Linked DNA regions of Mus musculus: all the other regions are linked to region 3. A link is a loop called in an ENCODE intact Hi-C map of the cell type or tissue named here. Cell type or tissue: left cerebral cortex. All regions are shown on one strand.

Region 1 (2,500 bases), 51 kb after region 3:
GTGAGATCCCAACATGAGCTAAGGAAGTGGGGTGCTCCACCTAGCCCTGAGAGGCAAACCGGTGCTACAAGCCTTAAAGATAAGGAGCCATTTTGCTCGCACATACCCCACAATTCCTGGGGTCAGAACATCAGAAAGGTCCAAAGTTTAAGCCATAACCATGCTGGACACGAGTGCTTTGGGGTTGCAGGCCCGGTCCACAGGGATCCACTTAGACATTCTAGGGCGGGCGAGCAGACGTAAGTGACCTACCAGGATAATGCTAGGGACAGCGGGCACACTGGGTAGAAGCAGGACAAGACAGGCGAGAACCAGAGCTGTGGGGACTATGTGGCTCTTTTCCCTGGGACTGAATGACTAGGGGTGAGTGTATGAGGTGGGGAGAGCTACTTAAACTTCAGATGAGCAATGAAGAGATTTTGTTGTTGTTGTATATCAATGGGTGATAAAGTTTGCATGGGGCACACACAAAACAACACACCACCCTTGTTATTTTTTCTAAGTTCAAGTATAAAGGCATCAGTGTGTCCATTCACTGAAACAGCTGTGTCTACTTGAGAGAGAGAGAGAGAGAGCTCATTTTGTAATCAGTTCGCGCGTGTGTGTGTGTGTGTGTGTGTGTGTGTGAATACTTAGGTACCCAGGAAGGCCAGAAGTGGGTGTCAGATGCCCAGAGCTGAAGTGTTACAGGTGGCTGTAAGTTGCCTGATGTCAGTAGCACTAGGAACCAAACTCAGGTCCTCTACAAGAGCAGCCGCTGCCCCCTGAGCCATCTGCTCAGCCTCTCCACCCTCTACCCTAACCTCCAAGTCAGAGCCTCTCTCCAGAGACCATGGAGCTTGCCAAGTCCGTGAGCCTGACTAGCTAGCAAGCCCTAGGGCTCTGTCTCTGCTTCCCCAGCACTAGGCTTAGACCTTAGCTTTTCACATGTTGCCAGGGATCTGAACTTGGGCCCTCGGGCTTGCACAGCAAACTCTTTACTGGCCAAGTTGTCGGCACAGCTCCTTAGTCATCACCAAGTTCAACCACAGGAATAAGTCATCATGTGTTCACCTCACTGAGTCTTATAACAGGACTGTAATCAAGAGCCTCTCTTCCTCCCACCACAAACGTAACTCCCCCCGTCCGTTTCCTGGTGGGAAGTGCCCTCTTTACAACCAGCGCATATACAGTGTCAGGCATTGTGTGTTCTCTGGCACTTTCAGCTTTCTTAGAGAAAATCCTCAGAGTAGATTGCCAGGGCAGGGGATCTGCATTCCTTAAGTTTTCATTTAAAATGACACCTGGATTATTTAGAAAAAGTCAAGGATATTTATAGACATCTCTGCACGTCGGGGGATCCTCTATCTATAGCTACCGACATCAGGTATTATACCTTTGCAAGACATTTCTCAGGCGAAGTGTAGAAACCACCTCACCCTTTAACTTACATATGCCCAGCTCTGGGAACGCTCAGCGTCGTTTGCATTTTTTTTTTTTTTTTTTACCACTTGGATTTTTGTAGAAGCGGTTATTTGCATAATCTGTTTCTACAGAGTCTTATTTATTTCAGGGTGCTCTTTACATATAGGGGACAGTCATATTTTATTTGACACAGGGTAGGAATTGTTTCTAGCCAGTGTGATCAAGGCCATCTCGTGATCTTGGGGCATAGATCTGAACTCACGGGAGTGACTTTTGGAACCTCATGAGAATCATAGCCAGAGATCCTACAGGCCTATCTTTGCCTGCTGATCTTACCCTGAACTTTCTGGACCTGAAGAAACAGCATGTGACCCAGGAACCTGTGTTTTGTGGCGGTGCTAATGCTGCTGTAAGAATAATCTCCACACTTGCCCTCCTGCCCCATGTGCTTGTGGATGTGGTCATCAGGTTGTCCTATCCTGACTGTGACTTTGAGGTGGGAGGAGCTAAGGACAGATGGAAAGTTACAGAGTAGAAAGTAGACACATGTCTTCCGGGGAATGGGCAGAGACAGTCTGTTGCTGGCTAGCATTGCTCGGGAGAAGAGGGGATACCATCCTTCCTGGACATTCCAGGAAAGACCTGATGTGGTGGGTCACCATGTGTCTCTATGTGTCTCTAACCAGCCTCTCCATGGACGGGTCTTATTCGGAAATGGTCTTTTCAGATGTAGTCAGGTTAACGTGAGTTTGTACTGAATGAAGGTGGACCTAAACCCAGTTTATCTCAGAAGACACAGCAGACATTCAGAAGGGAGGCCAGGAGGTGGTGGAGGAATGATTTGTTTGGTCTGACAGGAGGCAGAGTGAAGGACCCAGGAGGCCAGAGGCCGCAGCCTCTGTGTGACACCCTTCAGAGCATTGTGTGGGGACAATTCCCAGAAACATAGGACCTCTTCTCTTTTTTGGTCTTAGCCATGATGGACTGTGGCCAAGGAGATAATAGAATCTCAGTGGGAGCAGAGGACAGGAGGCAGCTTGGGTCAAAGTTCCTGGCTCCCAAGAGCATCGCAGGATGGGGCTCTAGGTCTACTGAA
Region 2 (2,500 bases), 170 kb after region 3:
GCAGGCAATTCTGACCCTGCCAGCTGTCTGGGCACCAGTCTGTGCCAGTTAATACCACCAGGTGGCGTTGTGTACCGTGCAACTGCACTGCTGGCTCAGTTCCCTTCTTGACATGACTCATCTTTGGTCTTCTAAGAAACAAGTTGAACAGAAGTAGGAGTGGGGGCATTGCAGGAGGAGTGACCCCAGTCTCCTTTACTGTTACCATGTAACTACGAACCCCAAATCCGTCTCATTAGAGATTCCAAGTGTTCACAGGAAAGTACCTTGGACTTGTTAATTTTTTCTGCTGCTCACATCAGATGCGGTGCACATTATATAATAAGTTTATGTTTGTGAGAAGGAACTGGGTTTTACTCGGAGAAGCTGGGTAAAGGATCCGTCAGCAGGTCCCCTGATGTGCTCACTAACAACTCCAAATAAGTTCCATAAGCTTAGCTCATATCTGGCTCATGGCACTGTGGATTGCTGGCCTCAATCTGGCCCGCTGTGACCACACTCCAGTGCCCAAGCTCATAAAGCAAACGCCTGGCAGCTGGTAGGCAGAGGAAAGTGTTCACCCCGCTTTCTGGTTCTGCAAACTTCCCTTAGAAGTAGAACACGCCCACTGCCACGTCATTGGCCAAAGCAAGTCACATGGCAGTCCCTGCCCTGAAATGGATGGGAAGGTTAGTCCGACTGTATCCCAGCAGAAGTGATGGGAAGATTAGCCTGGCTGCTAGCCACAAAACACCAGCTGGTTCATGGGTCCAGGTACCCGCAGGGAGTGGGGTCCTGGGCTCAGTTTAAGAATAAGAACAGCGATTGCTTCAATGTGGTCGCAGCCCTGTGATGGTCTGAGGGTTAAATGCCGCGCCCAGGGTCAAGATCAGGGTGCAGAGTGGGAATAGCAACCTCTTCAGCTGCTAAGCCATAAGCAGAGCTTTGACAGCCGCTGCCCACTGAGCACTGACTGGCCAACAGCTGCTCTTAAGGGGGTGGGAGAAATGACGTGATGGAGTGTCCATGTCCCATTTATCTCGGCCAAACTCTCATCCTGTCCTGACAAGGATTGCCACGACTCACAACAACTGCTGTTGCAGACTGAGGTGAAAATCAGAGGCAGCAAGCGGGAAGCCTGCTCCTCAGCGGCCTTGATGGGAGCACTGCTATGCAAAGAATCTTCCACCAGGGGGCAGCAGACATCCTCTGCAAACTGCTGCAAAAGAGCTTGGGATCCAGGAATCCAAAGCCCAGAGCTGGTCAGGCCAGGCTTCTATTACAGGTCGTGAATCTGAGATGCACAGCACGGTGTGGCACCTCAAATACTTGCATAATGATCGTCACGTGTCTCCATGTTCCTCAACTCCAACTCACATGCAAGCACGGTATATTGGCATGCGTATAGCCTTGTGTCTATTCCTATGTCAGCTCACACGGTGTGGTCAGTTAGAGTCAGATTAAAAGCAGCACCATGCATGGCTATCTTATTGGCAGTCTGGTTATAAACTTGAACCTTAACATGATACAAGGGGGCTATATATGACATCATAATTAACAAGAGGAAACCGAGGCCCAAGAAAGTTAAATCACCTCCAGGTCCCCCTCAGTCACAGGAGCCGGAGCCCTAGTCCATGTGTGCTGGGTCTAAATTGCTTCCTTTCTTCCCCTCCAGCATTTCTTCCAGACAGCTTGTTACCCAGGGTCAGGAGGTGAGGGTGAGAGGAGGGCGCTGTGGCGCCACCCAGTGGCTCTGCTGGGGAATGTGGATGTTAGGCTGGAGGCAGTGTAAAAGATCAAGGCTGGAGATTTGAAGACTGACGTCCACGAAAACCAACCAGGGCCAGTCTGAGAGATGAAGGGGGGAACTGATAGAAGAGTCACAGGCCACACACACACACACACACACACACACACACACCGCCCCCCCCATCCTTCACTGACCACCAAAGGGACGTGGAGGAGCCTACTGGGAGCATGAAGAGGAGGGGAGCAGGTAGTGTAATTGGCTGGAGATTATGAGGTCTGAAAATCTCCCTCCATGCTAGAAAAGAGGTGTCTCACCCTGGCATCTGAGTGAGAAGATGCCTCCCCGTGAGAAGCTTCTCTTTCCAGGGGTTCCTAACACTTCACACACACACACACACACACACACACACACCCTGTAGCTCCCCATTGCCTGGGTGCACCCTGAGCTAGCCCCTGCTGGTTAAAGGGGGCAATGCTGGAAGGATTGCCCCTAGAGGGCAAACTGACAAGTGTACCCTGCAAAGCCTTGGTAGTTCTCTACCCTCAGGCACTGCAGCAGGTAGAGAGGACGGGCCAATGAAAGTAGCAGCAAGACCACCCGACCACACAGCCCAGGCAAGAGTGTTTTAAGAATCCCACATGAACCCTGGTGTAGAGACATACATCTTTAGTCCTACCATTCAGGAGGTAGACACAGGCAGATCTCTGAGTCTGAGCCAGCCTGGGCTTCAGAGTGAATTCTGAGAGAGAGCTACATAGTAAGACCCTGTCT
Region 3 (2,500 bases):
GGGGCGCATCAGGGAGGCGGCCCCAACCCGCAGGGCTGGAAGCACGGCTGGCGACCCTGATGCGCTACGGCGTGCGACTCTCGCCATCCTCAGGCTCGGGAGGGCTGCTGGGGTCCAGGAGGAGGAGAGCCGGCCGAGGGGACTGACTGATGACCTCAAGGAGTTGTGGGAGGACTGAGGTCCTCCTCGGCTCTCTCGGGAGGACCAGAGCCCTCAGCATAGCGGCACGCGTGGAACAGGCGCGGGTGGCGCACAGGGCTCTCTAGTCCGCGAGCTGGGGGGCGCTCGGGGCCGAGTCTTCCCAGAGGCGTGAGCAAGGATCGGAGGTTACTGCTCGCTTTGGCACAGCTACAGGGCTGGGACAGCCCGGCTGGGAAAGCTTTGCTAAGGTGGCCTGCACAACCCTAGCCCAAACTTTCTGACTTGTGGCCCCGGGAGGTGGTGGGATTCTCCTGGGGCTGTCTTCTTCAGGAGAAAGGTGTCAGGGGGTGGCTTCAGGCCGGCGGTCCTCTGGGAGCTCCCTGATGAAGCTTCGCCCCTATCCATTGGCATGCAGCCCTTCAGTGTCCTGGCCACCCAGGTCCCGCACCCAGTCTGTACCCGGAGCAAGACGCGACCAGCACGGGGGGGGGGCATTGAGACCCTATTAGACAGCTGGAACAGACCCAGGATCTTGGGTCTTGCATGAGATTGGGGGTTGGTTGGCTGTTCACGAAGCTCACTGACGTCGGCTAGTGTGTGTGGGCTGCGAGGTGAGGAGGGTCCAGGATGGCCGAGCCACATCCCCGCTCCCCCTTTTGGATTCTGCTTTTCAGACGCACTCTAATTATTTAATGGTCACTTTTAAAAAGGACGCCGGTGGCGCCAGTAGTCTCTCGATGTGCGAGACACCCACAGTGGGAGCTATGGACAGGGACTGAGGGATCCTTTCTTCTTCTGGGCAAGTCCCTTCCTCCTCCGGCTGGAGGTGAAGTGCCTTCTGGTGCGCGCAGGGTCGTTAATTTTCTGTCACAAACGCCGGCTAAGCTGGGGACGCCTCGGGAGCGCATCGGGGAGTCTAGGGTCCAGAGCAGGTACGGGGCTAATGGAGTAGGGTCTCGGGTAATGAGGTCTTTCAGCAGAAATCAGCTTTGGTTTTACTGGTCTGCAAAAAATAATGAAAAAAAAAAGTACAAACATTATGGCAGACTGAGCTCATTAAGTGCGCATCGCGGATCAGGGCGGATGTCTTAATCAGGCTGCGCTGGTAACGGGGATATTACACTAATTAAAACCAGACCCTCCAGGTGAGCGACTACTGGGAAGGGAGAAAGTTGTAGAGAAGGCGCCTGCTGGTGGAAGAGAGGCGCTGGCGAGGTGGTCAGGGCCGCTGTAGGGTGGGCATGTGGGGCAGGGGGCGCCTTCTCAGAGCCAGCCCCTCGTCCCCCGCGGGCGAGGAGCTCCCCTGGGCCCAGAGGGAGGATCGAGCTGCCGCCTCCGCCCTCCCCGGGGACCAGAGGCCTCCCTGCGTGGGAGCTAAGCGCACTGCACACTCGGGGAAGCAGCGCTTAACCCCTACTTTCCCGGCTGGGCTTGGAGCTCTGGGAACACTGGGCTGTAGAGGGGAAGATGGGGGAACCCATAGGAGGCTAGGGAGGTGAGGCAGAGCTGAAGCGGGGCGCATCAGACCCCATTAGATGCTCCTAGGGAGGCAGCTGAGTGCCAGGGGAGGGTTGGCCAGGTCATACAGGCTGTTTGCCCCAAGCCCTGAGGATTTCTGGTATAGATCAACGTTTCCAACTGTCTGCCCGCCCTCCCACTCTCACTAATGAAAGAGAACCCTGACAATTACTCTGTACCATCCTTCTCGGAGGCCCAAACAACCAGATAGTCTTGGGTCTATAGGAAGAGCCCAGAGTCTAGGAAAGTCCCTATAGATCGGGCCTCTAGCAATGCTGTGCCTTCACCTTCGCTGCAAAGGCTCCACGACCTCAGGCAGAGCCGCAGCAGGCCTGGGTGAATTTACTGCCCTTCAGCAGGGACCAGACAGACGCTGGTCAGGAGCAAAGGCTGACCTGCCACGCAGCCGCACAGAGGGCGGCAGCACCAAGGACAGGGCTAGGGCCGAGCTGCAGCGTTTCACTCTTCTGCCACCTCTGCCTGTCTTGTGTCCTGTGGACACTGAGATCCGGGGCTTATTAGTCTTCATCCTGCTTGGAAGGTACAGGAGGAGTCCCCATGCCAACAGGGTCAGGGAGGTCCAGGCCAGAGCAGAGGTAATTACAGTAAGGAGGTCTCTTGGGCATCATTCCCCAGTGTGTGGTCTTGTGGCAGCCACGCAAGAGAGATGGAAGGGCTATTTGGTGTGTGGAGATGGACTAGGCTGGCAGAGAAGATGCAATTCGTAGTGCCTGGTCTTAGCTGAGCTGGCTCAACAGGGTCTGGTCTCCATTGTGCGCCCTTCTAGCTGGCATCCTGGTACCTGCCTGCTCCCTTGCTGTGTAGAAGCTAGAGGGGCCCT

Evidence for each region. A loop is a pair of places that touch in the nucleus more often than their neighbours do. Peaks named below come from ENCODE experiments on the same cell type or tissue, not always from the same donor. Only the 100,000 strongest peaks of a DNase experiment are listed, where the experiment ranks them.
Region 1: a loop joins it to region 3, with 2.4 times the contacts of the local background. A loop is called at or near these places in 5 of 42 quality-filtered maps.
Region 2: it touches region 3 in a loop (3-fold over the local background); 5 of 42 quality-filtered maps call a loop at or near these places.

Annotation. Positions count from the first base shown.
Region 1 is chr11:118,855,053-118,857,552 of GRCm38, reverse strand. All of the region lies in intron 1 of Rbfox3 (RNA binding protein, fox-1 homolog (C. elegans) 3), which reads left to right. Among named protein-coding and RNA genes, the nearest start is that of Rbfox3, 53 kb to the left of the region's middle. In left cerebral cortex, no CTCF peak of the experiment used is centred here; a DNase peak (open chromatin) is centred at 1,054; H3K27ac peaks cover 1,742 bases.
Region 2 is chr11:118,737,741-118,740,240 of GRCm38, reverse strand. The region is part of intron 2 of Rbfox3 (RNA binding protein, fox-1 homolog (C. elegans) 3); the gene reads left to right. Among named protein-coding and RNA genes, the nearest start is that of Gm11750, 46 kb to the left of the region's middle. In left cerebral cortex, CTCF peaks have their summits at 56 (motif pointing right), 1,164 (motif pointing right), 1,725 (motif pointing left) and 2,236; DNase peaks (open chromatin) are centred at 92, 586, 1,146 and 1,701; H3K4me3 peaks cover 296 bases; H3K27ac peaks cover 1,531 bases.
Region 3 is chr11:118,906,347-118,908,846 of GRCm38, reverse strand. All of the region lies in intron 1 of Rbfox3 (RNA binding protein, fox-1 homolog (C. elegans) 3), which reads left to right. Among named protein-coding and RNA genes, the nearest start is that of Rbfox3, 2.0 kb to the left of the region's middle. In left cerebral cortex, a CTCF peak has its summit at 1,355; DNase peaks (open chromatin) are centred at 328, 671, 1,530 and 2,363; H3K4me3 peaks cover 2,500 bases; H3K27ac peaks cover 2,500 bases.